Linked DNA regions of Homo sapiens: regions 2, 3, 4, 5, 6 and 7 are each linked to region 1. Evidence: chromatin loops called from intact Hi-C (ENCODE). Cell type or tissue: endothelial cell of umbilical vein. All regions are shown on one strand. Region 1 has its middle 120 kb from the start of GUCA2B. Region 2 overlaps HIVEP3 (HIVEP zinc finger 3). Region 3 overlaps HIVEP3 (HIVEP zinc finger 3). Region 4 has its middle 36 kb from the start of HIVEP3. Region 5 overlaps HIVEP3 (HIVEP zinc finger 3). Region 6 overlaps HIVEP3 (HIVEP zinc finger 3). Region 7 holds the start of HIVEP3 (HIVEP zinc finger 3).

Region 1 (4,000 bases):
TTACAAGAGATTTCAAGCTGTATTGCTTAACGAGCAGATAAAAGTGCTAATTAAGTCCACTCTTAGAGGTTATCCCTAGGCAGGACTGTACACTTATGTAGCAAGAGGTCTTCAGACTAAATGAGGAACCAGTAATGCCAACCCGGCTGGATACAGCCCTACTGGGAAGATAGGGAGAGAATGAGAAGAGCCAAGATTTTCTGCGCACGAAGGTAACCTGGTAAAGCAGACAAGTATCCAAACTTATTTAAACCTCAGTGTTTTTCTTAACTGAGGAACACTCAGTTAATCAGCAACACTTCTGATTCCTCCTTTCTTGAATGAAGAAAACCAAATAACCCACCATAAACTGAAGACCCTCAATAAACGGCACAATCAGCGGGAGGCAGAGAAAGCCGTGCCATTATTACCAAAGCCTCCTCGAGCAACCAGAAGACATGGAATCGCTCTCTCACCTTGGCCAAAAGCATCTCTCCATGCAACCAGAGCCTAGAGCTCTCAGAGGTTTTTAAAGAGTTGCCAGACTGAAGGCATTTCGTTCCAGGATCTATTTAGCTTTCCCACCTTGTTAATTAACTAATTAGGGATGGGAAAGCAACTCACCAATACAAAGTGTCAGGAAAATGCTAAGTAAATTTGTCCAACTGGTCTAAATGTCAATGCTAACTTAAGAAAGGGGGCAAGCGCGAGAGACTGAGCCGTCCCCAGACTGCTGCAATCCAGAGCTCGCTAACGTAGAGACGGAGAGACCCGGGCGCCCTGCAGCAGCAGCCTCCCGGCCCAGAGCCGGGATGCCGGCAGGACTTCTGGAAGGGAAACCTGGACCAGGGCCACCCCGGGCACAGGGAACGCGGCTGGCAAGGCGCATCCTCGCCGCTCAGTCTCCGTCTCCCCGCATCTCTCAGACGTCAACAAACCCCTGACCACAAAGTGAAACTTTCCCGGCCCCCGCTGTCGCGCCAGGTCTCTGCCCTCTGCCTGGGAGCGCGTTGCGGGGACAGGTGTGGGGCCCGGGCTGAGGAGGGGCCCCCGCCCCAGGACCGGAGGTTGTGTAATCGGCCCGGGAAGGGGGGCTCGGGACAGCTCCCTGCGCCGGAGCTGCGGAGGCCAGACGGGGGACCCCAGCTGAGGGGGCCGGCGCCCGGAGGCGTTGGGGGGATGGGGAGGGCTCTCGTCCCGCCCCCCGGGACCGCCCCCGGGCGCAGTCGGGAGCTGCGGCGCTGACACGGCCCGGAGAGGGCGCCCGCGCGTCAGACCGAGCCCGAGGAGGGGGGCGCGATGGCTCGGCAGCCGCGGCCAGCCTTACCTGCGCGCCGGGCCGGGGCGGCGGGAGGCGGCTTGGGATGCCGGGGTGGCGGGCGGCGGGCGGCAGCGCTGGCAGCCACCCGGGCCACGGCATGCGAGGAGCCGTGGCGCGGCGGCGGGCGCGGGACTGACAGCCCCAGGCCCCGCCTCCAGACCCCGGGCCCCGCCCCCTTCCTGGCCGCGCGGCTTGCCCCGCCTCCTCCGCCCACCGCCGGGGTCAAACTGGGTCCATCGGCCCGGAGGGCGGGGATGCTCGCTTTCGATTGGCCTCAAAGGTGCCCGCCCCGCCTACTCCCCGCCCCTTCCTTGGCAGGGAAGAGGCGCGTGCGCCGTGGCTGGGGAGGGTAGCGGTTACGCTGAGCGCCGGCGTTGCTGGTCCCCGACCCCTGGTACCCGGGCATCGTTTTTTCATCCCGGGCAGCTGGGACCCCGGGATGACCTAAGGAACAAGGATTCAGACGCAGACTCCACGGTGAATTGGCCTTATTCACGTGTGAACGAACGTCCAGGAGAAAACCAAACCCGAATGGGCCAGGCTCTAACCAGAGGAGACCCCAAAACTGTGATCTGCATCAGAAAACGAACCAGCCAGCCGGTTCCCGGCTCTGCCAGGTCTAGGGGTGCTTTATTCAAGCCCTGGGTTCGCTCCCTGGTCAGCAAGTATGAGGTATTTGCAGAGGGTCTAGAAGATGTGAAGGGAGATTAGCCCGCATTTAGGACTGTGCCAAACAGAGAGTGAGTGATGCTGAAGAAAGTGGCCTCCTCTGCTCCAGCCCTCCCTCCTCCTCCCCAACCCCTGGCTCTACCACCTCTCCCTCAGCACCGGCGCCCTACCCTCAGCCTGTAAACAGTATCAGGTCTCGCCCAACAAAAATCAATGGAGACCCAGCAATTCCACTCAAGAGAACTAGAAACATGTCTGTACTAAAACTTGTACACAAATGTTCATAGCGGTGTATTCAGAAGGCCAAAAAAGGAAACAACTGAATGTCCACTGATTGACAAATGGATGAGCAAATTATGGTCTATCCATACAATGGAATAGTATTCTGCCATAAAAAATAATAAGGCCGGGCATGGTGGCTCACGCCTGTAATCCCAGCACTTTGGGAGGCCGAGGCGGGCGGATCACGAAGTCAGGAGATCGAGACCATACTGGCTAACACAGTGAAACCCCGTCTCTACTAAAAAAAAATACAAAAAATTAGCCGGGCGTGTTGGCGAGTGCCTGTAGTCCCAGCTAAGTGGGAGGCTGAGGCAGGAGAATGGCGTGAACCCGGGAGTCAGAGCTTGCAGTGAGCCGAGATCGCACCACTACACTCCAGCCTGGGCAACAGAGCAAGACTCCGTCTCAAAAAAAAAAAAAAAAGAAAGAAAGAAATTCTGTTACATGCTACAACATGGATGAACCTTGAAAACACTATAGTGCTCAATGAAAGAAACCAGTCACAAAAACCCACATAGTGTATGATTCTATTTATATGAAATGTCCAAAACAGGCAAATCCATAGAGACAGTAGACTAATGGTTGCCAGGGACTGGGAGGAGGGGGGACTGAGGAGTGACTGCTTAATGAGTACAAAGCCTCTTTGGGGGGTGATTAAAATGTTAAGGAATTAGACGGTGGTGATGACTGTACAACTTTGTGAATATAATAAAAAACCACATAACTGTATAAAAGGGTGAATTTTATGGTATGTGAATGATATTTTAATTTAAACCAAAAATCCAAATGACCAAAAAATTTAAAAAATTAAAAAAAAAAAACCTCTCTTGACTCTGTATGCCCTCCAAGTTACCATGCAGTTAACCAGCCCTTCTCATCCAAGATTCTTGCAAGGGTAGCCCACACGTTTTTACTCCCACTTATACATTAGCTCCCTAGAATGTGGCTTCTACCTGCACCAGAGCTCAAATCTGCTCTCTCCTTGAAATTTTATCCTGTGGCTTTCTATGACCCTGCACATTCCTGGTTCTCCTCCTCCTTCCGTTCTTTGTCATTTGATCTTATTTTCTTGGCAAATCTATTTTAATCTCTTCAAAGATCAAAACTTATTTTGATCTCTTCTGTGGCTTCTTCCAGAATCCTTCCTAGGTTATGTCGTCCATGCCTATGAGTTCAGTTCAGTTACTATGCTTCAAATTCTAGCCTCCACCTGATGTCCCACAGAGTTCTTAAACTTGGCATGTCATAAGCTATTTGTCATCTCCCCTTCCCCATCCTCTATCTTCTCTCCAGTAATAATATCTACTACCACATTCTAGGACCTGGGAATCATCCTTGATTCTGTCGTCTTCCTTCTCCTAAAGTCAATCACCGATTTTTATCTCATAAATATTCATAAATCCCACAATACTACCACAGCCCTAGTCCATATCTCCACTGTCTTTTGACTTTTAATTCCCTTCGTCTTTAGTGCCCTTCAGATCTAGTTTCCACACAGCTGTTGAAGTGGACACCCATTACTTCAGCAAGCGTTAGCTCTTTCTTAGGGTCACATCACACTGATTTTCCTTCAGGAACTCACTCCAAGAGATATGGGCTTGGGGAGACTGCCAGTGAAGATGATGACTTTACCTGGCCCAGGCCTGGTGTGCCCCCAAGCTGGAGCACTATGACATCTTTCATTTGGAATTTGAATCCTAGGTGGAATAACGCTGGAGGCAGTTGGCCCTGATACTTCCTGACCAAGGG
Region 2 (4,000 bases), 310 kb before region 1:
GGGAAATGGCATCTAAACTGAGACTTGAATATTGAGTGTGCATGCATGTGCATATGTGTATGTGTGAGAGAAACAGGAAGAAAGAGAAAGACAGAGAGAGAGATGCATGTGTGTGTGTGAGCTAGGAAGCAAGAGGTTAAGGCCAGAGCTTTGAGGGAAAGAGGTAAGACCAGGTAGGAGATCCTGAGGGTCCTTGCAAGTTGCTCTAAAGGAATTTAGCATTTAACCCCAGAGGCCATGGGGAGCTATTAAAGGATTTTATTTGGGGAATGACGTGACCAGGTTTGTGTTCTAGAAAGATCCCCCTGGTGCACTATGGGGAACAAATTAGAGGGGGCATGGTGGTGGCAGATAAAAGCAGCTACAGAAATCCAGGTAAGACAAGGCTGTTAGCAGTAGGAGTGACAGGAAGGGACACATCTGCCAGATCTTGAGTCACTTGATTTTCCTTGGGGGTTGGGGGATCAGGAATGAGCCCTGAGTTTGGGTCATCTCATCCCTTCCATGGGGCCCCTCTCTTTCCTGCCACCATCCCCATCCTTATCCCATTGTTGTAACGGAAAGTCATGGAATTCTTGGGGGAACTCCATGAAATACTAAAGTTCTGGTTCCATCACAAGAACTGGGAACAATTTTCACTAGCAGAAAATGCACCCATACCATAAAATCATACACACACACACACACAGCCACCACACACACACACACACACACACACACACAGCCACCATAAAAAAATATGCTGCAAAACTCCGCAGAATTGGCTGGTTTTGATATTCCTCATTAATATTTGTTTGCTACTTGTACATTTCATTTTATTGCCTATGAGCACTCATTAGCAGTCAAGCAGTAGCAAGTGCCCAGAGCTTATGAAAAGCCAATGGGAGAAAACTAGAAGAATGAGATAATGATAAGTAATAACTTTGTCCTTTACTGCAAATTGGGAAGAGCTAGGTATTGGTTTAGTGTAGGAGTGAAACATCTCAGCACAGCCCTCAGAGCCCAGGGTCAGGGTTAGGATTAGGGTTAGCACTTTCATAGGTTTCTTCTGGTCAAGGCTGGAAAGCAATCTGATTAACTAGATCATGGTAAGGAATGAATGACCACCAGAGTAGCTTAATCCTGCCTGGAGGTACTAGCAGCTCGGCTTTAGAGATGGAGAGGAAGTAAGCTTTCCCAACTTCCTTCAAATGCTATAATCTGCCTGTAAACTCAGAGGATAATACAGATGTTAGTTTCTCTTGCGATAATAATATCATGAGGGGGGAGGGGCAGCTCGAGGATGAATCTTTTTCTCCAGGTTTGCAGCGGTAGCTTGAAGTAGTGTCTTGGGGTGGACTCTGACATCCCCTTCCACCACTATCCACTGTCACCTTCCGAAGCCACTCCAAATGAGCAAACATAAACTCTAGGTTAAAAGTGTGCTTATTCTACAAATGCAGCTTCAAGATAAGTCTTCTGTATGTTCCCACCCCTCACCAGAATACTGTCCCTGGGATCCTCCTCTGAGAACAGTTGGCAAAGCTGGTTGGTCCCCTTAGGGAGAAAAGGGCTGGCCTTCATATGGAATGCCTAGGGCTGAATAAACAATCAGATGGGGTTTCCTTCCTGACCTACTACTGCTGCCAAGTAAAGTGAACAGAAACGTCCACCACAGAAGGCCATTCTCCAGATGAGAAAACCAAGGATCAGAGAACAAAGACTTGGCTTGGATTACATATGCAGGAGGTTCCTGCACATCTGGCCACACCTACCCTTTCTGGCTCTTTGGGACATATGATGGAGACTGGAGGCTTCCAACTCTGAGCTGATGCACGGGTAATGGACAGGGGCAGCTCCACGTCAGTGAGACGTGATGCATTAAGATGCTGATACCATGGAAAAAACTGGGAGGTGTGAGCCCCTCCCCAGCCATCACACACAGGCCAAACATCTGGTCTGCACTAAGGGCACCTGCCAAATCTCGCCTGAGGCCATGAACTCCAGCCCAGGTGAGACGGTTCTGTTCCTTTGCAAGGGTGGCCCCTAGGCCTGGACAAGGCTGAGGTGAGAGTCCGGCTGGGGCTCAGCAGAAGCCTGTGAATGACTCCGGTTGTGCTCTCACACCAAGACAAAGAATAGCACTGGCATCTCCCACCTGAAGTTTCACAATGGTCTACTTAGCCTTTCTCACCCACAATCCCACACCAACTCAGGGAAGAAAGACCAGCTGTTTGTTTTCCTACTTGGCAGAGGAGGAAACTGAGGTTCAGAGTGGTCAAGTGACCTGCCCAGAGTCATACAGCAAGTGAATGAGAAAGGCAGAATTGAAACCCAAGACTCAACACTTTTTACCATCTTTGAATGAAACAGCTGACCCTAAGCAGGATGGGCACATAAGAGGCACCTCTCATGCTGTGAATGGCATCCCTGAATCAAGAACGCTTCGGGACATGCAGACATGCAGCTGGGCCCCTAACTGGTTGCCACTTATCAGCCGATGTCTCCTCACTCCTGCCACAAGCCTCTCCCAGTCACAGGGACAAGGGAATGATGGTTCCTTACAAGGAATAGCTGTCAAGAGGCAAGAGAACAGACATCTCTTTTTCCTGAATTATGTTAGAGCCCAGGAGGGATGTTCAATCTTCAAGGGCATGTGCGGACCTACCTAATGCAACAGCAATGGAATAACTAAGAATTCCCAGGACTTCCCACCTCCCAAAGCCCAAACTATTGTCTGTGCTGATGGTAACTGCTCGCTCCAAGATGAATGGGCAGAAGCTGGGATGAAAGGCCCAGACACATAGGACTGATAAAGCAAACAGGTTCAGTGTCCAGCATCCGTATGGAAACTCCATAAGAGGCAAGGGCCAACAGTCCTCTGTCCCTTCCTCCAGTGACCCCCAAAAGACAGGCAGGCACTATCAGATCTCCAGGATAGGCTCAACAATACTGGAAAACAGGTGTATTGTCCCCATTTTGCAGATGAGGACATAGTGGCTCAGAGAGATGAGTTGACCAGTCCCAGGGTCATTTTAAGACCCAAGCTGCATTACTTTTGGAAGCCTCCCCGACATTCTATAAAATTTATCCCTTGCTGAATGTAATATTTTGCTGGAAAACAACTATACATTTAAAAGATAATTTTGTTTTTGAAGTGATTTTCAGTGAGTAACCTGTAGTATGAATGATATGCTCTGATTTCTCAGCAGTCATTGTCTGCAATCAGGAACCTTGGCAAGGTGAGGCATGCTAACCCCCAAAAGGAGGGCTGTTTCTATAAAAACTAAATCATACAATTCATTATGCTTGAGTATATTAACTAAATATTAATTTTGATGAGCAGTTTTCATATTTTGAAACCAAACCTTTTTCTTTTCATGTCTCAAGCATTTTCATGAGCCCTCGAGAAGCCACATGGGCCCATGGTGTCTCCCGGGTAAATCAAACCCGGGATGGACCTGAGATTTGAACACAGGTCTACTTCCAAAACCAGGGCTCCTTCCTCAATGTCTGGCTGCCTCCAAGAGTCAAGGCACCATCTCTAAGTTGTAACAGGGAAACTACCAAATAGAACCAGCAGGCAAGCAGGCATGAAGGGGGCTGGAAGTGAGGCCCTTTGAGAAGCTGTTACAGATTTTGTAGATGTTTGATCATAAACAGCCATGGCAGTGGGTGACGTTTACACACCCGCTCATGTTAAGTCCCACAGTTACCTCCTTTTGAGCGTGGAGGGGTTAGGAAACTCCCAGTGTCACATAGATAGCAAGTGGCCTCACCACGATTTGAACTGGGGGAGTTGTGCTCTGGAGTCCAAAATCTTAACTGCTCTGGGATACTGGGACACTGGAGCAGAAGGATTTGGGGCAAGTCTGGAGAGGCCCAAGTGCAATACTGAGACATCTAGAACAATAGGAGAGAGGAGATCAGTTCTTTTGGGGAAGGTCAAAGATAGAGGACAGGTGTGGAGGCTGGCAGGTCTCAGCTGACTAGAGAGAAGAACTTTCTTAAAAAAGGCAGA
Region 3 (4,000 bases), 220 kb before region 1:
CAAATGTCCATCTTAGGTCCCTTGCCCCCCATCCACCATCTCCTAGTCCCTGGGACCTCCATCTAAGAGGAGAAGCACCAGCCTTGGCAATGGAAGCCCACACCAGTAGGGGCTGGCCCCACACTGATCCTGGTAGGTTCATGCTTATGCTTCTGCCTCATGCTGAACTAGTGCATGCCTCAGCCCTTTGGAACCCCTTGGAGCTCTCCAAGGTACTGACCCTCATTCCTGGCTGGGCCCCTAAAAACAGTGTCATGGTGAAATGTGGTTATTTTGAGTTTATATATGGTTACAGTCTTTTAAAAAGAATCAATTCAAAATAAATTTGGCTTCACTGTTGTACCTCATTTTAAGAAGTAGTTTTCTAACTTTTCACCTCCAATTTATAGTGTGGATCTCTTTAAGAAGCCAGGTGGCCTATGTGGCATGTGGCTTATGGATTTGCCTGTAATGGCCCTGAAGCCTTTGACATCACCAAGTCCTCACTCCTTTGGATCTTGCCTGTCCTATTTCTTGGCCTTGTGCCCTTCCCAATCCCTTCCTATCAACTGCAGACTCCTAGGATGCCCTTTTCCAGCCCTTACAGGGCACTATGATTGTTTATTGACCAGTTTATTTCCCCCATTGGCCTGAGTCCTCCAATGACCAGATTTTTTTTTTTTTTGTACCTAATGCAGGGTTTGTGTCACCTGGGTCCTCAGTTGGTGTTTATTGCCCAGTGGGCAGCTAGTGAATAGTCTCCTGGGTGTGACCCAGGAGATCTTCCATCTCTTAAGCCCTTGGCTTTTCCTACTCCCCAAGGCCCACTCTGGCAGCCAGCCAGGTGTGCTGTCCTCCCAATGGTAGGAACAGTGGTCTGTGCTAGTCTCCTGCTCATAAGAAACTTCAGGATCCATGTCTTCTGCTTGCTTGTTTGTTGTATTTCCTAGAGGAAAACAGTCTGGTGTTAACCTTGGGTTTTACTGGCTACCTCACCCCATAGAAACACAACAATAACAACGAATGCTTCTTTGAACACCATTTTTCACTATTCTAAGCATTTTATATGCATTAATTATCAGTTACATTTGCTGTTAGGCAAATGCTACCACATCCTCTTTTTACAGATAATGAGGCAGACAGAGAGGTTATGTGACTCACTTGGGGCCGCCCAGCTGGTTAGTGACGGGCCCAGAGCACCCTCCAGAGACACTGTCCTGAACCATCGTGCTGTGCTGCCACCCACTGAGCTTGGAGCACCACGGGGAGGGGGTGGGGAAAGGCGAAACGTCAGGAGAGGGTGAGAAATGGGAATTTGGAGGCATAAAGTCAGGAAAAGGTTGAGTCCTTTTTATAATAAATTCCTAAAAGAGGGAATACGAAAATCGCAGTTGCTGTAGTTGTACAGATGAGTCCTTATCTAACTCCATACAATTAATATAAAGAACCATATAATTAATTTACAACTGGAAAAAAAAATACTTTATTCTAAAGATGAGCAAGCAGAGGCCCAGAGAAGCCCCCGAGTGCCCAAGTTACAAAGAAGAGTGTCCAGAGGCACTGGCTTAAGAAGACAGAAGGCACTCAGTTGAACCATTTTTACAATGGTATAAAGAACCCCCAAGGTGATATTTTAATAAACAAAATGACCCAGGTCATTAATCTCTCTGCTGCTTTGAGACATACACAGGTGCTCCCAGGGCTGAGGCTGTGGAATCCCAGCCAGCTATCCTCTAGGGGGAGCTAGAGGCAGTCCTTCCCTTTAAACAGGGCCTTCATTAAGCAAACTTAACAAACACGAGGAGCACAAACAGAAACCTCTTTCTCAGCTTGCAACGGACAGATGTTTAATAAGATGCCATGGGCCGGGTGCAGTGGCTCATGCCTGTAATTCCAGCATTTGGGGAGGCTGAGGAGGGAGGATCGCTTAGGGCCAGGAGTTCAAGGCTGCAGTGAGCTATGACCATGTCGCTGCACTCCAGCCTGGAGAACAGAGCAAGACTGTCTTAAAAACAAAACAAAACAACAACAAAAACAAAAAAATAAATAAGATGTCATGGATATGGAATAAATAGAGGATAAAGCCCACTGAGGAAATGCCTGAATTCTAGACAATCTCAGCAGCTTTCTTGCATTCCTCTGGAATGACTGGGCCACATCTGTATTGTGTTCCCATCTGGACACTTCATTTTAAGAGTGATAGTGACGCATTTATCCTGGGAAGGGAAATTAGCAAATACCAAGGCTGGTAGGGGGTGGGGGGGGACCTGGGCTGCTCACCCCAGAGAAGACTGGCCAGCTGGGCTGCGAAGCCACCACTCCAACAGTTCCCTGTCTGTGAAAAACAGAGTGTCCCCTTCCCTGAGGGTGCACTCCTCCTTGGGGGTGGGGGGACAGATAAGTTAGAACTGCCAAGGTTCTCTGCTCCTTAAATGCAGCCTAGCAGGATGGGTGGAGGGGGTGGGGGGCGGTCCTTGCAGCACTCAGAGCCAAGCGCTTTCTGGACCTGGTAAAGTGCCTATGCACTCTGGGGCCTCTGAGACTCCTACAGCAAGAAGGACCTTAGCTGTCTCCAGGCCCTGATCCAACCACTTCATTTCATTTTATCTATTTTATTTTATTTTATTTTTGAGATGGAGTCTTGCTCTGAAGCCTAGGCTGGAGTGCAGTGGTGCGATCTTGGCTCACTGCAACCTCTGCCTCCCAAGTTCAAGCGATTCTTCTGCCTCAGCCTCCCAAACAACCCCTTCATTTTCGAGATGAGGGCTCTGAGGCTCTGGGTTCCATGGCCAGTAAGAAGCAGAAGTGGGACTGGAGTCCAGTCATGCAGCCCCCCATCACCCTATCTAGTCCTCTTGCCATTTGGCCCACAGCCTCCACCAGCAGGAGCAACACTAGGCGCCAATCTTGCCCTGTCTTTCTGGTGATCTGGAAACAGTCCTATCATGGCAGCTGGAAAACAGTGGCTCACACTGCTGCCAGGCAATGTTCACCAGCTGGTCCTCCTCCCAAACACACTGGCAAGACCTAGTGACACACAGGGTGCCTGAGAGACTGTGCACCCACATACCGCCTTGCAATTGTCCATCCCCAGCCATTAACAGGTGCGACTTCTCTCCGCAGGACCACAGTGGATAGAAATCTCTGTGGAAATCTCCTCTTGGCTGCTAGCCATAGAGGACAGATCTTCTACGCCAAAGGGAGAAGGCTGAGAACCATAAAGCCATCAAGTAGGAGGGACCATGCAGTGCTCTCTGATGCCCAATATGTAACCATAATACATGAGAGACCATTAAAGGAGAAGAGCTGGGGAACCCCACCCCTGCCCCATGCCATACAACTCTTCCTAAACACAGGGTCTTCACAGCCAGCCTCGACAAGAGACACATGTAGAAGGGAACCATGACTAGCCATTCCACAGACCAGACCAGCACAGCCTGTTGTGGTGGAGACAGTAGCTTCTTCCCCAACCATTCAGCACTGCGGCCTGGGCTTCCTCACCTACAGATGTCTAGGGCTCTGATGCCTTCCTGTAGTTACCCACAGCAGCCCACAGCACTGCCCTTTCTCAATCTCAGCCTCCTCCCCACCCCTACACGGTCCATCCTCCAGTGGTGGGGGCTTCATCTCCTGATGGTCTTGACCTTGGGCACTCTTATCTTGCTGTCCAAGGGAAATCCCCAGAAGACACTGAGTAATGAGAGCTGAGAGAATGGGACCTTGCTTTTAGGCCATGGGTGAAATTCAAGCCCCAGTACGTCATGTCTGTGAGGCTTGTGGAAAGCTGGCTTCTGAGTGAGTGTCCCTCAGCCAGCACTCAGCAGACATTTATCTGGCATGACCTCTGCGCTCACACTGCCAGGGCTGGAGTGCAGAGCCACAGGAGAGTGGGGTCACGTGGGGACAGTTCTTCCCCTCTCCCTACCCTGTGCTGTATGAACTATATCCATCACCTCTTTTAGCTCTCATGCCACCATGGTGGTTGGTATGTTCCCATTCCACATATGAGTAAATGTAGACC
Region 4 (4,000 bases), 81 kb before region 1:
ATTCACTTTTCAAGACTAGGTTCAAATTTCACTTCTGCTGGATCCCACTTGTGTGACACTTGTCACTGTGTGCTGTGATTATGAGGGAGGCAGCGGCAGAGCTGTTAATAATACTGACTCTGGAGTCAGACTGCCTGGGTTCAAGTCAGATCTGTGGCCTGCTAGCTGTGTGACCTTGGGCCAATTACTTAATCTGTCTTTGCCTCAGCCTCATGTATAAGAGGATAAAATGCTAAAACTCTTCTCAGAGTGTTTCTATGAGGATTAAATGAGATGATCTGGTTAAAGGGTAACTTAGCACAATGCCAGGTACATAATGAGTCCTCAGAACATGTTACTTCTTGTAATTGTCAGATGTCTGCCTCTTCCCTCCTAGACTGTGCACATCCCATAAGAAAGATTTCTTACTTGAATTTGTAGCCCCACCCCATGCTCAGTTTGGAGTAAGTGCTTTATAAATGTCTGAGAAATGAATGAATGAGTACATGAATGAATGAGTGAATGATCTGCCAAATCTTCCCGACATACTCTCTTGCTCTACATACTTTTATTGTTAAAAGAAACCAAGGAGGAAAATTGGGATAATGAGAGGAAGAAGGAAGGAGATGCAAGAGAGGGAGAAGGAGAAGAAGAGGACAAAGAAGAGGAATACCAATGAATTGCCACTAATAATAATGGTATTTGACTTTTGTTTGCACAAAAAAACAGGCATCAATCACAGTACCCAAGGCTGCAGCAGCCCTTTTTTCTGCTAACTCTTCAGAACCCAGAACATATTGGCCCTTACACTTAGTGCAAAGCTCAGTATTCCATTCTGGCCTTTGGGGAAACTGAGTTGTGTAACTGGTTCTCTACCCAGAGAGAAGACCCTCAGATGGCAGACCACCCGAGGTGACACATCTAAAAGGACTGCGCAGGGCCCACCCGCAAGGTTCCAGGACATGGAATAGAAGAGTGTGCACCAGGCATCCTATGCAGGGCATCAGCTCATCCTCAAATTCCCCAGGACAGATGCAGCGCTGGATGTGTGGAATATTTAAAGGTTCCCTTGCAGCTGAAGTACCTTGGCAAAACCTGTTTTTACTGACTCCAGATATACTGGCTTCTACTTCTGTTCCAGAGTCAGTGATAAACCCCCAAGAACTCATTAGTACTTTCTAGCATGCATAAAAGGACAGTAAGCCTTTGTTTTGCTGATTAGGGAGGCCACATACATTTTTAAAAACGGATTATTAAGAAATAAATGCCAACCTTTGCAGAAAAAAACACATTTCTCTCTGTCTCTCATTGAAAACCAAGGAGGCCTTCAGAGACTTCACCTTGGCACAGGCCAGGTGGTTTCACCCCACCCTGCGGGGTCTGGCTCCAACCTGGCAGCTGTTTGCAAGGACAGGCCAGTCGTCATCAAGGCCCTATGTCTCTGAGCAGGGGGTCATGGCCATTGTGAGTCAAAACCCACACAGAGAACACTGGCCTTTCTGATGCTGGCTGCACCACTGCCTTGCAGCTTTCTGCAGAGCCATTAAACCATGAACTTGGAAGTCAGTCAGGCCAGGGTCTGAACTCCAGCTCCTCTGCCTACAGGCTGTGGCCCAGGGCAGGTTGCTTCATCGCTCTTAGTCCGAGTCTCCTCATTTGTGAAATAGGGGTAATAATAGTATCTATCTATCTCTCAGCGTTGTGGTCAGGATTAAAGATAATGCACAGAAATGGTTCCACAAGCTTGGGACGTGAGTCACACTCGGTAAATGATATCCATTGTTATTATTCTTTAGGAACCATTTTCTCAGCTTCCAGGTTTTTTTTTTTTTTCTCTAGTGTTTCCACTGAGAAGATCAAAATTGAGGCTGGGGAGGCTGAATTGAAAATTATAACATCTAATTGTTAGGAGCATTTTCAATGTTCCATGCACTCTGTTGGTAGTATTTACATGTTTTATCTCAGTTAATCTTCACAACAACATATCAGCCAGGTACTACAATGAAACCCATTTTACAACAGGGAGATCCAAGGGTGAAAGAAATAAAGTAACTTATCTTGGGAAAGAGGTAAGGAAGGAAAGAAATTGCTTGGTAGACTGGGTAGGGGTGGGGTGGGAGCCGTTTTAGAAAAATTGTGATGGAAAAAAGAAAGGGAATATTAAGAAGTGTCTCTGTGGGTTATGAATTGGTTCCCTCCTATGTTCTTTCAGAGGCACAAGTGAAGACTGGAATTCTTTTTAATTAGTAGCTCCATCATTGTTATGAGACCACCTAAGTTTAGAGGGCATAGTTAAATAGGAGGAAAGTACTTTCACCAGAATTGCAAACTGTGTCCTACAACAGCACACAAAAAAAAACCCCTCATATTAAAACCAACCACAACAATGACCTCACCGTATTAAGTCCTGTGATGCATCCTGCCATGCAGGGCACATCCTGAAAGGGGAGAAGAGGCAACTAAGGCCTCCAGCTACTCAGCTACACTTAACCACAGTAATCCACCCCTAAGTTTCTCCTGGGGCACAGTTCCTTTTTGTTCTCTCATTTTTGTCCTTTCTTTAATAATGAACGTGTGACTCAGAGGTTTAATGAGTTACCCGGAGAAGTTAACCAGAAGGGAAGCCCATTGAGCAGAGGCATAATTAAAATTGTGAATGGACAGAGGAATACAATCATTGTGGGAGACAGGGAGCACAGGAATGACTCACGGGTTAGGTTGCTTAGAAAAGGGCCTCCGGGACTTAAGTTATTTCTGGGGAAGATCTGGAAATTGAAGGAAAAATCTGGAACTCTTCTACAGTCAAAAGATAGAGAGGCGAGCTGGGACCTCTCCTTTCACTCCTGAATGATTTAGGCTTGTAGCCGGGACTCACTTCCAGCGGAAGGTGAAGAACAGTGAAGGCTGAATTCCCCAGGGAGTCATTACCTCCTCTGGTGCTAACACCACAAGTGTCTAATGTCAACTACTTCTTGGTTTGGACGTTTCTTATAGCAAATTATAACAGTCAGGAGAAGGGAAAAAGCAACGACAGCATCATACTGGATTTTCACTCTTTAGCCCAAACTCAGAAATATTTTGCATCTGTTGAGGCCTGACAGGCAGAGAAACTAAGGAACATAAGCACACACTGGAGATGGGGCTGTTGTAGTTAACAGAAAGTCTGCATGCAAACTTGAGGCCCATTATCTGTTTCGTGTATGAAACGGTCCAGGGTGCTGTGAGTTCTTAGGAGAAATGGAGGCTGATCCTAAGCAAGAAAAACAATACTCCCTAGGTCAGGATCTCTGTAGAGCACCAGCCACAGAAAGCACTTTCCACCTAGGAATCTATTCCAAGAATTTCTGTAACTAAAGCCAGTTCAGATCAGCCATGCTAATGGAGCAGCAGTACAACTTCATCCCAAATATCACATGGTCTAAGTATTAGGATTTATTGTCTTATTTCCATGCTTGTGTTGATGCTTGAAGAGGGCCAAGATTACCCTCTCTTTCCTCCTGGAATACAGAGGCAATCACTTCAGCAATGTGGAGAAGCAGCGATGAAAATAAAAAGAGACAGGAGCCCAAGTTAGGTATGAAGTTTGAAATCCATTTTTAATTTTGTTTGAATATAAGCTTATATGGTTTTTGAACAGCGCTGGGAGCAAATTATTGAAGCTACAATATGAACCATGGAGGAGAAGGAGTTGGAAGGTGCTCTCACTTTCAGATCTTGCTCATTTAAATAAATCCTCCAAACTCCTTTGTCTATGCTCAGAGTGGACAAGAAGTGAATTGCTTGGGTGGTCTAAAAGACCTTAGGATGGGTGAGAAGGAGCCTAAAATTTTCTTTTAGTCAAAACTATATGTTTATTTTGTAAATATATGTATGCATATATTTGGAAGTGAAATTAATATATGAAATGAATTATATTAGCATGAAAGGGCTCAGTGATTTATTTTTCATCCTTACTCAATAGCACCAAGGCAGTAATTTATATTTTTACTATACTTTCTTAAAGTCTACCTCCCACTAATCT
Region 5 (4,000 bases), 200 kb before region 1:
TCTACATATCAAGAGTACAGGTGATCTTTCCTTTGAAGAAGAGCCTCTGGTGGTTTCAGAACTTGCAAGACCATTGTCCCGATGATTGCTGGGGTTCCTTCTGGTTCTAAAGACCTGCAGTCCTAAGTTCTCAGCTCACTCTCACGTACTGAAAACAGACAGGACTCTGCAGCAGCAACTGGTCTCAGCTCAAGCATCACTTCCTCCAGGAAGCATTCTTTGACCCAGGAGATGAAGGTAGGGCCACCTGTGGGCACCCCCAAGGCACCTCCTTTCTAAGTTGCCCATAGGAGGATTCCAGGGATGGAACTAACAAATCGCAGGGCCCAGGGCGTGAGTACTCTGGAGTGGGGCATGGGATGCTCTGTGTGTGTGACTACACATGAGTGAGGTAACCACTCACAGCCCAGATTAATGGCCACGCCTGGGGTCCAGAGGACCCCAAGTGAAATGCAGCCTGGCTGGCTGTATGTCACAGAGGATTTTTCCTAATCAAGGAGGGAAACAGAGTAACGGTCTACCTTGCTTAGCCTTGTAAGCCCCCGGTGACCACCCTGGATGCAAATGACCTTGCCCAAACTATTAAACATTCAAACCCTCCTTCTCTTATTTTATTCTCAGGAGGGTTTAGAGCCTCACTGTCTGCCATGGTTGCCACTAGTCCTGTGTGACTATTTAAATGAGATACAATTTAAAACCCAGGTCCTTAGCCACACTGGGCATATTTCAAGTGGCATAGTGACAGAACTGTATCCCATCATCTCAGGAAGATCGACTGCACAGTGCTGCCTAAACTGTTTGGGAATCCTGAGCCTGGCTCTCGTCGCGCCTCCTTTTATGAATCAGTTTGCCACCGTCCCCGCCTCTTTGTCACTTGTTCCTGAAAAACCCGGACTGGGTTGAATAGTGTCCCCCCAACGTTCACATCCACCCAGAGCCTCAAAATGTGACCTTATTTGGAAATAGAGTCTTTGCAGATATCATTAGTTAAGATGAAGTCATATTGGAATAGAGTAGACCCCAAATCCAACATGACTGTGTCTTATAAGGAGAGGAGAGACACATGCATGGATTCACAGAGGGAGAAGGCCATGTGATGACAACAGAGGCCGAGACCTGATGACATCTCTACAAGCCAAGGTCACTAAGGATTGCCAGCAACCACCAGAAATTAGAAGAGGCACAGAAGGATCCTTCCCTAGAGACTTTGGAGGAAGCATGGCCCTGCTGACACCTTGATTTCAGACTTCTGGCCTCCAGAACCATGAAAGAATAAATTTCTGGTGTTTTAAGCCATCAGTTTGTGCTAATTTATTATGGCAGCCACGAGAAATTAATACAGGACCCCATCACGAGACCCTACATTCTCATCCAACTCTCTCCCTCAAAGACAGCCAGGACCTTCAAATCCCTTGGATATTAACCCCTGGCCAGTGACACCCACGGAGCCCATCAGATCCTGGCCGTGCCAGCCAGCCAGTCACTGGACGACATAACCAGAGGAAGCTTGGCACTGGAAGGAGGCCAGGCATGCTGGGCTGGTGAGGCTGCCTAGGAAGGAGCCAGGAGACTCAAGTAGAGCACTCAAATTCCATAACTTTCTCTCCTTTTAATTTTAAAACAATATCAGAAGGGTTCCCAGAAAGCAACAAGCCCCAGGCCATCCAGTCAGTGGTTAAACAGTGGAGCCTGATCACTTACTTTATTAACTTGCTAAATCAAAGGGCTGTTAAAGTCTCTGTCCGGTAATAAAATGCAGGAAGGAGCTGAATCACCCACCTATTAGTGGCAGTATTGGTGCAGTTAATGACTGTAGCCTGGAGGGCCGTGCAGACAACAACAAAGCCAGCCCTGCGTTTCCACCTACAAACCCCACCACTTCCTCTGCCCATCCCAGTGCCCCCAGCACACCTGCCCACACACACCTGTCTTCAAGAAGGCTGCATCAGAATCTGTGGTGGCTTGATTTTTAAACACACCCAGAATTTCTCCTGTCAAATACACTTCCATCCAACTCTTCCAGGATCCCACCTCCATGACCCCAAACAAAAACAAAGAAACCAAACATCCAGAAACGCGGTGTTTATTAAATCAATTCTTTAAACAGGCAGCCAACACCAAGTTTTGACAATGCATTACAAACAGTGCAAAGCCTCCGGAGCCGAATGCTCTGTGAATATCAGTGCAGCACTGATAAGCTGGACCCTGAACCAGTATCACCCTCTGACCACACAGAGCCAGGAACAGCCCTATTTATTTTCTTCATTCCACCTTCTCCTGCCACTTTAAAATGGGGGAGAGGGGAACGGCCTGTGTGCTGTTCTTCCAGAAGCTGGTGGAAAGACATGCCCAAAACCGCTGACTTCGTCCATGTAGCTTATCAGCAGGGCCATTTTGAACAAGTTATCTAAGCTCAGGGCCTCAATGTCCTCACGCGTAAGTGATGGCTCCAGAGGGAGTGTTCTTCTAAGACCTGGTGAGGTAAGTGTGCTTATGAGTTTGGTACATCATAAGTACTGCATTAATATTCGTTGTTGGCTGGGTGGGGTGGCTCACTCCTATAATCCCAGCACTTTGGGAAGCCGAGGCAGGTGGATCACTTGAGGTCAGGAGTTCAAGACCAGTCTGGCCAACATGGTGAAATCCCCCCATCTCTACTAAAAATACAAAACTTAGCCAGGCGTGGTGGTGTGCACCTGTAGTCCTAGCTACTCAGGAGGCTGAGGCAGGAGAATTGCTTGAACCCAAGAGGTGGAGGTTGCAGTGAGTCGAGATCACAGCACTGCACTCAGCCCGGGCAACAGAGAGAGACTCCATCTCAAAAAAAAAATTCACTGTTAATGATTATGATGAATAATGCACCTAGTATATAGTAAGCACTCAATAATAACAGCAATAAAGTGCTGTTATTATTTCTAAAGTAACATCTAACAAAACCAGGCTCCAAGTGCCATAAAAACTCATTATTAAATCTTTATAACAGATGCAACTCTAAAACTATCCAAATTAAACCCTTCAGAATATTCCCAGGACACCCAGAAAAGATTGAGCCTGAATCCCCCATTGGCACTAAAAACAGGACCCACAAAGGAGCCTCGAAGTCATGTGGAGCCAGGTTTGGCAACTCACTCCCCACTGTCCCATTACTGGCCCCTCATAAAGGCTTCCTGATTTATCACTGCAGTAGGACTGAACTCTTCCACCAGGAGGTTTGCTCCATTATGCTCCATTACTCTGGCCTCATTTGAAAGCAGCCTCTGGGGCTTTATCCATGCCAATCAGGAGGTCTTGGTGGAAAGAGCTCCACGTGCCCCTGAGATAACAGAATGCTAGCTTCCCACAGCTCAGACCCACTGAGAATCCTGAAGAAGGAGCCCAGCATGAGTTCATTCTCCTTCCCAAGAGAAAAGAGAGCAGAAAGAAAGAAAAGGAAGCAGCATTCTTTCTCATCCCTCGAGATGGTGAAGCTCCTTTTCATTTGCTTCTGAGATCTGCAAATCAGGTGGCAATTTTAGCTCTTTTTGCCCCCCGCTTCTTGCTAGAGTATCAGAAAGGCACTAAGGCCAGCAGCCTCTTTCTTCATCAGCAATTAGATCTATGGCTAGGATCTGTCTACCTGGCACTGACCTGGGGTAACCTCAGTTCCAATCTCTGCAGCTTTCCAGAAATGAGGCTTCAGTGTGGAGAAAGATTTTTGTTTCAAATAAAGGCTTTTCTTACGCTCAAAAGCAATGTACCCTGGAAATTGTTGCTGGGAGGACAGGAATGCAGGATGCAGGCCCTCAGCTGTGAAGTCCTCCCCTCCGTTCCCCGTTACCAAGCACCTCTACTTCCTCCCTAAGACCTGAGGAAACGCTAAAAGCAGGCACAAGCAGTACACAGCAAATCCCCACATTTCACGGCATATGCGCCTTCCCAGATGACTGCATGGATACACTCCATAACACATTGTTAAAGTGATAATTAGCGATAGACTTGTTATGAATATTCCAAATACAGT
Region 6 (4,000 bases), 130 kb before region 1:
TCCCTTGGGGGTAGAGTATTTTGCATCAACAGGTTTTAGAATTTTTGGTGCAAGGTGAGAGTCAAAATCTAACAGACTTCGTTTATTATATTATTGCTTTTACGTTCTCTTCAGACAACGTACCCCCTTATTGCCTCTCCCTGGGCTGGGCCTCTCTATCCCTTCCCTCTCCCCACTCCCTGTGCTCCCACCTAGATCTCTTCCAAATTTCCCAGTAGAGAGGGAATAGAGAGGCAGTGGTGGTATCTTTCACCCCACATCCCAGTGGTGATCACAGCACTTCAGGGAAAAAGAAAGCAGCCTTCACACATATGGGCCTCCCTAAAAAGCTTCCCAGGAAAAAGGAAATGTGTGTGGAAAGGCCATAACTGGGAATGAATCATCTGTTAGGAAGGCTGAAGGAGAGGGAGAAAGGGGAGTGGCCGGAGGTGAGGCTGGAGAAGTAGGCAGGGCCCATCGCCTGGGGTGGTGCATACCTTGGGAAGAATTTTCAATTATCTTTAGTTCAGCAAGAAATTACAGACATGATTAGGGCCCATGCAAACATTCTGGAAGGGTCAAGGCAGGATGTGGGGGACCGGTGAGGAATCTCCTGCAGCAGTCAAGCAATGGTGGCCTGGAGAGGGAGTGGACGTCAGGATGGATAAGTGGATGGATTCATGCACTCGTCCTTAGGAGGAGGAATGCACAGGACTTGGTGACAGCTTAAGTGTAACAGGTGGTGGAGAGGAGAGGGTGAAGTCCGGCTTCTGGCCCAAGCAGCTTGGGGGACAGTGGTGCCCCTTCCTAAGACAGGGTGCATCTGAAGAGGAGAGACTCACAGGCTGAGGAAGGGGCTGGGGTGTGGGTTGGTCATGCATGTGGGAAGGTGCTGAGCCGAGTTATGCGTGTGTTGAGTCATCTAAGTGGAGATGCTAAGAAGGGGGCTGCATTTACAATCAGTTCTTCCAAAGAGGGGTCCAGATGAGATGCATGGAAACTAACACCAGGGGACGTGACACCTTCACCTAGGGGAAGACTACATTGTAAGAAGAGAAATCCTCAGACAGAGTCTAGGGAGCTGCGATCCTCAATAGCCAAGCAGAGGGGTGGTGGAGGCAGCAGAGAAGGCTATGCAGGAGAAGCCTGAAAAGCAGAGAGAAAACCAGGAGAGGCTGGTGCCTCAGAAGCCCAGGGAAGAAAACAAGATGCAGAGTTTTAAACTTCACAAAATGCCACTCAGAGGGCAAGAAAGACAAAGTTAGGACAATGTCACTGGCATTTATTAAGACGCAGGTCAGAGGTGCTCTTTTCAGGAGCAGGTGTGGCTGGGCATGCAAGGGCTGAAGCGGAGGAGGGAGGTGACACCATGCACACAGCCCAGGAGGCTGCCTCACTCACACCCCACTTGCTTAGCCCCACTCACTTAGCCTATTTCCTTCACAGCCATTATCTTAATGTGTGCTGTCTTGCTTCTTTGTTTACTTGTGAATTGCCTTCTTCCCTTAAGGTCTGTTAGGGCGAGCTCCTTGTCTGCTCTATTCACAGCTGTACCCCAGCACCTAGGAGGATGCTTGACACAGAACAGGGATTCAATACCTGTTGGGTATTGAATGAATGAAACAGAAGCAGAGTAAAGTCTGGCTAAGAAGTGAGGAGGGGGAGAGCTGCAAAGCCCAGAAACTACCCACAAGAATGAGCCAGTGGTGAGGAGGAGGGGTGGGTTACTGTCCCTGGGAAGTGGGACCCCCAGTTTAAGTGGAGGCTTAGGGCAGAATCCTGGACACTAAAAGGAATGCTTAAAAGGGAATTTGAGGCATTTTCTGGTCTGAAAGACATCCGGCCCACATTGCTTTCACTTAGGTCATGTTCCCCCAAAGGAAATCCTGAGATAAGGATTCCTAGATGAGTGATTCATTGAAGAAATGTCCCCAGAGTGGTCGGTAGGAGAGTGGAGAAGCAGGACAGAAAGGGGAGAGGCCAAGCCAAGCATGACCTCAGGCCACATCCCAGCCTCAGCCTGACCCCAGGGAGGGTCCTGGAATGTAAACCGAACCTCCTGCAAGTTTGTACACCCCCACCCCCCACTGCCAGGGCAAGGTGGCTGACCTTTCATATTCCCACCCTAATTAATATTGGCTACAGACTGTCATGGCCAGGACAGAAACTCCCAGCCACTCCAACTCTCTTGGCAAGAGGGTAATCCTTTGAAGAAGGCGATGGGGCAAAGCTTTAGAAACAGAGGCTACAGAAGCTGCAGGATGGGCACACAGAAGTGGCCGAAGTGATCCAACGCCATCTGAGCAGAGCGCCGGCAATGTCTGCTACTAAATTGGGATAGAGTTTTTTATGGATTACCCTGGAAGAGCACACCAAACAAACCACTTCATTCTGAGGGCCTGGACGGTGCAGGGATAGCTACCATTTAGAATCGTTTCAGTTTCTATTCCGGTAAAGAATCCTTCAAAGAAAGACATCGAGGCTCTTACAGTGCAGAGAGGTGCTCTTCTTGGACAACTATAGGGTGTGAACGTAGCACAGCTACTAAAAGTGAATGTGACACAACAATTAAGAGAGTATGGTGAGTATTTAGAAATACTTAGAAGTCAAAGCATAAAAAACTGGATAACTTGGGTTACATTCCTGAGACATGTTTATTATTATCACAGTACTGTGATATTGTAGAATCTGGAGAAATAAAATCAATTGAAATAAAATAAAATACATCTACCAACTACCATTTACTGAACACCTGCTATGGATCCAACTCTGTGCTAGAAATGAAGCAGCATCTCCCTTGCTCAAAGCTGATTTTCAGGCTGGGAACTAGATGGGGCTCCTGAAGCAATTCAAGAACAAGGCAAAAACAGATCTATGGAGGTCACATAGGATGATGATTAAGAGTTGAGCCAGGCTCAGCAACTGCCTAGGATCACTCCCATTTCTGCTGCCAGACTCTCTGTGCCTCAGTTTCCCCATCTGAAAAATTGAGATACTAAGAGTCTTTACTTCACAAGATTCCTGTGAAGGTAACAGGAGGTGATGTGTGCAAGGTCCTTAGTATGGTGCTGATGAATGCAGTGAGCACTGAGGCCTTGTTATTCTGCAATTATTACTGGAGGTGAGGCTAGAAAAGACCACACTTGCCCGACTTGTCCTACCTTTCTCTCCTCAGGAGGGACCAAGACATTTATGCCTGGTTATGAGGTGACATTAGAAAAGAAATCAAAAAGCATCTGTCCTTGTTTCTTGAAGCCAGATGCAACCAAGCTAAGCCTGAACCAAGAGTTGATGGGCAGCTGGGTGGTGTGCTCCTCTGTTGAGCTGGCCAGGAGCTAAGGCTGATGGCTTTCTGTCCAGGGAGCCGTTTAGACTCAGAGTACACACATGCTTGCCTCTTAAAAGAGTATTGGGTCAGCAAGGATGCACTGGGAAAGCCATCAGCATCTTTGCATCCCTACTGACCATTTCCTGCCCAGCACACTGGAGCCAGTGCTGACCATTTTCCTTTTTTTTTCTTTTTTTTTTTTTTTGAGACAGTCTCTTTCTGTCACCCAGGCTAGAGTGCAGTGATACAATCTTGGCTCACTGCAGCCACCTCCTGGGTTCAAGTGACTCTCATGCCTCAGCCTCCTGAGTAGCTGGGATTACAGGCATGTGCCACCATGCCCAGCTAATTTTTACATTTTTAGTAGAGATGGGGTATTGCTACGTTGCCCAGGCTAATCTCGAACTCATGGCCTCAAGTGATCTGCCTACCTCGGCCTCCCAAAGTCTTGGGATTACAGGCCTGAGCCACCGTGCCTGGTCCTGACCATTTTCTGATTGGCAGCAGCAGGAGGGCCCCAGGGTCAAACAATGCAGTCACACAGGCCTGTGCTTTAACTGTGCCTCCCCACACAGCTTGGTGACCCCGGGCCAGTGACTTTGACCTCTGAAGCCTCAATTCCCTTGACTGTAAAAGAGGTCCTGACCTTGGCTGCACATTAAAATCACTGGGGGAGTGTTTAAAAGTCCAAAT
Region 7 (4,000 bases), 120 kb before region 1:
ACACCTCATTCTCCCTCTTTCCTCTTCCCTCCCCCCGTAACACCCAAAATGCACACCAGAGTTAACAAAACCGAAGCACTCCAGGTAGCCAGTGGGCACCTGGCTGCTGTGGTTACAATGCCAAGGGCTACCAGAAACGTCAGCGTATACCAGAAAGAGGGCCAGGGTGCTGCTCACCCAGCGACCAGATCTGCAGACCCTCTTCCTGCAACCACTGCCCCCGAAGTTCAAGGAAGGGCCTAGCCACAGAAATATTCCTGACCTGCAACAGAAACCAAACCAGCTACGTTAAAGGAAACCAATGCCGAGCCTCCAAGTTCCTCTGCACCACTGCCACACTCAGGAGTCCTCAGCAGCCTGGACAATATCATTAGGGACCATTCGGCACCATCAGTGTTTCCATTTAAAAGATAGTAAAATGTGGGGCATAACTTGGAGGGGACACTCTCTCTGCTAGCAGGGAGGCAAGAATCCCCTATAGAATAGGAGTTTGGTTTGGGTTTGGTTGGGTCAGGTTGGGGGTTGGGAAATGATTTTGCTTTAGGAATATTTTCAGGGGGCTAGGATTAAGGGGGAAAAAGAAAGCTATCCCCTCTGTCTCAGCAGCCAGCATCATACGAATCTCACTCTCAACCAAGCAGGCTACTGCAGTCCGCCTAAACAATCCGGAGCAGCAGCCAAGGCAGCACAAGAAAACGCCGGTGCCACGGAACGCGATGCCTAAGCCCCCCAGCCGAGGCTCCTATGGAGCCGGCCGCCAGTGCGCGGGTGCAGAGCCCAGCAGAGCCTGCTGCAAGCAGCGCTGGAGCGCACGGCGCGCATAGGGTTACAGCCCCGCCGCCGCCGCCGCCGCCGCCGCCTGTGATTGACGCGCGGGGGTCACTTGAGGCTCGCGCCGCTCCCCAGCACCAGGCCGAGCAGCGCGCTCAGCCCACCGGGGGCACTGGCCGCCACGCGCAGCCCACCCGGCCGGCCCCTGCGTCTCGGCAGCCGGACACCTTGCCTAAGAAAGGCATACACAAAATGGAATCGCAGCTCGCTATTCTGCTTCGCGGTGCGGCCTCAGGCAAAAACACAATCACAAGGTAAAATACAGCGCAAGGAATCCATCCGCCGAATAAAAACCCAGAGTCCCCTACCTTCGGCCTTGGGATGGCAAACTGGTCCTGTGTTCTCTGACCCACGGATCCAGCCCCTTCTTCATGAATTATTCCGGCCAGGCAGGATTTTGTGCATTTTTTTCATGAACACCTGTTTCAAGTAAGGGGTAAAGACCTTATTGAAAGAATTGTCCTTAAAAAATAACCTGTGCATACGTATGTCCATCCAGGCATGCATGCGTGTTTGTATACACACATATGCACACGGAATAGCCATGTACATTGAAGCACCAAACTAGGCAGCTGGATAATGGGAGAGTCGGCTGGTTGTGAGCATGCTCGCGCCGGGAACAGATCCACCCTCTGTTATTCCTCTGAATAAATATAAATCACGATCAGAAACCCAAACAGAAGCATCCCTCTTGAATTCGTGCTGCTGAAAAACACGGAATAAATTCAGCCTGCAGACACAGAATCTAATCAGCAGCTGTTTTCTGAATCCAGAGCCAACCCATGCCTCGCTTGTCTTTTCCACTAGGAGTCCAGACCTTTTTTGAAAGGGGGTTTAACCTTTTAAAGACACAGTACACCAATTATCACTTCGGAATAGCTGTCACTCCCAGCGCAGGAAGCCAGTCCCATGCCTAAAGGCACAGTAGGCTTGCACACAGTGATAAGGATTTCATTTATTGGTGCTTTTTAAAAAACAACATATATGTATAATATATGTGCATATATATGCACATATATATGCACACATATTATATATATATACGTGGAGAGAAAAAATGCAAATGCAAGTCATAAATATTTATTGCACTGATGAGCTTCTCAGTACTAATTGGCACGTTATGTAAACACTATGATCCTTCACTTCTGAACACCCATGTTCACGGGTCAGACGAGACAGGGCACTCTTGTCAGCAAGCGTGTCACACCTCACCAGCCTCTGGCTGCAGATCAGGGGCCGGGGAGCCTCAACAGTGCCTGAAGGGAGTGGGGTCTCTGCACCTGAGAGCTCAACACGGGCACTCCTTGCCCTGCCCTGCCTTGCTCTGCAGTCTCAGGGTCCATGTCCACAAATCAAAGAATAGTTCTGGCACTATTTCTAAAGTCGAACATAATCCAGAGCCACATCGCATTCCAAGACATACTTTCTTTCAACCAGAATCAGGAATCAGAACTACCACCTGAACCTTAGTTAGAGTCTTTACGATTCAGACTTAGGCCCTTCTTCAAGATTTTGTTATTGAGTTCTGTTGTTTTGTTTTTCACTTTTCTTTTAAGGGTCAGCATGGAGGTATGGAGGTAGAAAAACAGGGTAGGGGGAGAGACAACCTCCAGCCTAAATTTTTTTGAAAAAAATTATTCTTCGAGTACTTCAGCCACCCAGATGGTGTTTACTGCAGTTTTGTTCTGGCTTTTAAAGAGGTAGCGCTGAGAAGAAACAAGAGTCCTAACCTTGCTCACGTGTGTTAAGAAGGCAAATGTCTTTGACAGTTTCTTTTTCACCCCAGCCCCAGAGCTCCAGCATGGCGCTGTCTGCTCCTCCGCTGGTTCCCGCCTAAGAGCAGCGGCAGTGGCTCACCTCGGGAGCTACAGGGGCGCTCCTACAGCCGCTCCAGCATCACAGCCCATTCCCTCCCTTGCCTAGTCCTGCCAGGCAAACCGTGAAAACAAGTGCACTGTCACCCTCCCACCTCATCACAGGCGCTCCTGTGTGGACCCCTCCCAGCGACACACACACACTCTCTTCCTTCCCCTCTTCCAGGGCCCTTTGGCAGAAAATTATCATATTTCATGTGTCATCGCCCAAGCAAGCTGGGTCCATCACTGATTGGCTGGGCCCTGGCAGCCGGAAATGTCACCAGCCACACAGCGTGGAGCTGGCTCTCCCGCGGCCACCACAGACCTGAGCCCAGGAGGCTCTGTGACAAGGCACAGACCTACCACAGAGAGCCTGTCACTCTCTCCCTGGTCCAGCCCCTGCCCCCTGCTTCTCCATCTACCCAGCCCCCCGGGGAATAGGGGCTGCGAGGGGATGGTGAAGGAGTCTCAGTGACATTCCTATTTTCCCAGCATGTTTGAGAAGAAACTAAAGATGTCTCCAATCAGGTTTATAAATTTGGAGAACTTGTTTTTGACAAAAACATTCTGTCTTCACACTAAAAAAAAATCAGTAAGACTGGGTGAAAACAAGATGGTTTTTTTTTTTTTGTTTTGTTTTTTACCCCAGGAGAGTTTACTAGATGCTGCTGTTTATTTCCCATCTAACATCTCAGGCACCAAGGTATAATCATGTCACAGGGCTGTCCGATAATTCAGAAGGTGATTCGAGTCCATCCTCTTACCTTTAAAGAGAACAGCTCCAGAAAATGAGGCTTTGTAACTTGGCTTTGCAATGTATCATGATGCCACACAACTTTTTAAGGGTTAAATGATCTTTGTAGTGACCAACATGAATCACTTCAGCTGTAATTTAATCTTAGTCCCTCCTGCTGTATCTTCAGCAGGCTTAGTGTGACTCACCATTTAAGTCTCACCTTATTCTGTTCTCCTGAGTAAACTAAACTCTATCTCTCTGTCCTTTTCAGTAAAAGTTTTTCTCAACCCTTTAATTATGCTGCTTTAAAGAAAAAGCCTCCCAGAGTTACATGAGTCTGGAAGGTCATTTGGTCCATCTATCCATATGATGTGTCAGAACTCTCCACTATTTCCATACGGGGGCTTTTGGTTTGGGGAATGGTAAATTCACTGGCAATGCTGGGAACCAGGGAAAGATGCCATCAATAAAGCAGACATTTTGAATAATATGGGAAGATACAAAGTAGATGGGACATGGGAGGAAAAACTAATTAGTACTGATAAACTCATGATTCTGCAAAGACCCTGATATGGTT

The links. Hi-C counts contacts between places; a loop is a spot of excess contacts. Peaks named below come from ENCODE experiments on the same cell type or tissue, not always from the same donor. Only the 100,000 strongest peaks of a DNase experiment are listed, where the experiment ranks them.
Region 2: it touches region 1 in a loop (2.4-fold over the local background); 4 of 110 quality-filtered maps call a loop at or near these places.
Region 3: it touches region 1 in a loop (9-fold over the local background); 39 of 110 quality-filtered maps call a loop at or near these places.
Region 4: it touches region 1 in a loop (9-fold over the local background); 6 of 110 quality-filtered maps call a loop at or near these places.
Region 5: a loop joins it to region 1, with 4 times the contacts of the local background. A loop is called at or near these places in 6 of 110 quality-filtered maps.
Region 6: a loop joins it to region 1, with 10 times the contacts of the local background. A loop is called at or near these places in 31 of 110 quality-filtered maps.
Region 7: it touches region 1 in a loop (7-fold over the local background); 35 of 110 quality-filtered maps call a loop at or near these places.

What each region holds. Positions count from the first base shown.
Region 1 is chr1:42,034,501-42,038,500 of GRCh38, forward strand. It overlaps a transcript of HIVEP3 not described here. Among named protein-coding and RNA genes, the nearest start is that of GUCA2B, 120 kb to the right of the region's middle. RefSeq lists a silencer at 922-1,691. In endothelial cell of umbilical vein, no CTCF peak of the experiment used is centred here; DNase peaks (open chromatin) are centred at 1,081 and 1,561; H3K4me3 peaks cover 1,463 bases; H3K27ac peaks cover 327 bases.
Region 2 is chr1:41,722,809-41,726,808 of GRCh38, forward strand. The region is part of intron 1 of HIVEP3 (HIVEP zinc finger 3); the gene reads right to left. Among named protein-coding and RNA genes, the nearest start is that of HIVEP3, 190 kb to the right of the region's middle. In endothelial cell of umbilical vein, no CTCF peak of the experiment used is centred here; a DNase peak (open chromatin) is centred at 1,553; H3K27ac peaks cover 312 bases.
Region 3 is chr1:41,810,448-41,814,447 of GRCh38, forward strand. All of the region lies in intron 1 of HIVEP3 (HIVEP zinc finger 3), which reads right to left. Among named protein-coding and RNA genes, the nearest start is that of HIVEP3, 110 kb to the right of the region's middle. In endothelial cell of umbilical vein, a CTCF peak has its summit at 1,689 (motif pointing right); DNase peaks (open chromatin) are centred at 1,754 and 2,144; H3K27ac peaks cover 1,478 bases.
Region 4 is chr1:41,953,167-41,957,166 of GRCh38, forward strand. It overlaps a transcript of HIVEP3 not described here. Among named protein-coding and RNA genes, the nearest start is that of HIVEP3, 36 kb to the left of the region's middle. In endothelial cell of umbilical vein, no CTCF peak of the experiment used is centred here; DNase peaks (open chromatin) are centred at 1,685 and 2,445; H3K27ac peaks cover 2,266 bases.
Region 5 is chr1:41,839,272-41,843,271 of GRCh38, forward strand. The region is part of intron 1 of HIVEP3 (HIVEP zinc finger 3); the gene reads right to left. Among named protein-coding and RNA genes, the nearest start is that of HIVEP3, 78 kb to the right of the region's middle. In endothelial cell of umbilical vein, no CTCF peak of the experiment used is centred here; a DNase peak (open chromatin) is centred at 1,750; H3K27ac peaks cover 272 bases.
Region 6 is chr1:41,900,408-41,904,407 of GRCh38, forward strand. All of the region lies in intron 1 of HIVEP3 (HIVEP zinc finger 3), which reads right to left. Among named protein-coding and RNA genes, the nearest start is that of HIVEP3, 17 kb to the right of the region's middle. In endothelial cell of umbilical vein, no CTCF peak of the experiment used is centred here; DNase peaks (open chromatin) are centred at 364 and 1,884; H3K4me3 peaks cover 450 bases; H3K27ac peaks cover 2,930 bases.
Region 7 is chr1:41,917,274-41,921,273 of GRCh38, forward strand. HIVEP3 (HIVEP zinc finger 3) reads right to left here and starts at 1,649. Exons shown (of 9, transcript NM_024503.5): 1 at 1,140-1,649. RefSeq lists silencers at 585-879, 931-980. In endothelial cell of umbilical vein, a CTCF peak has its summit at 1,590; a DNase peak (open chromatin) is centred at 908; H3K4me3 peaks cover 1,139 bases.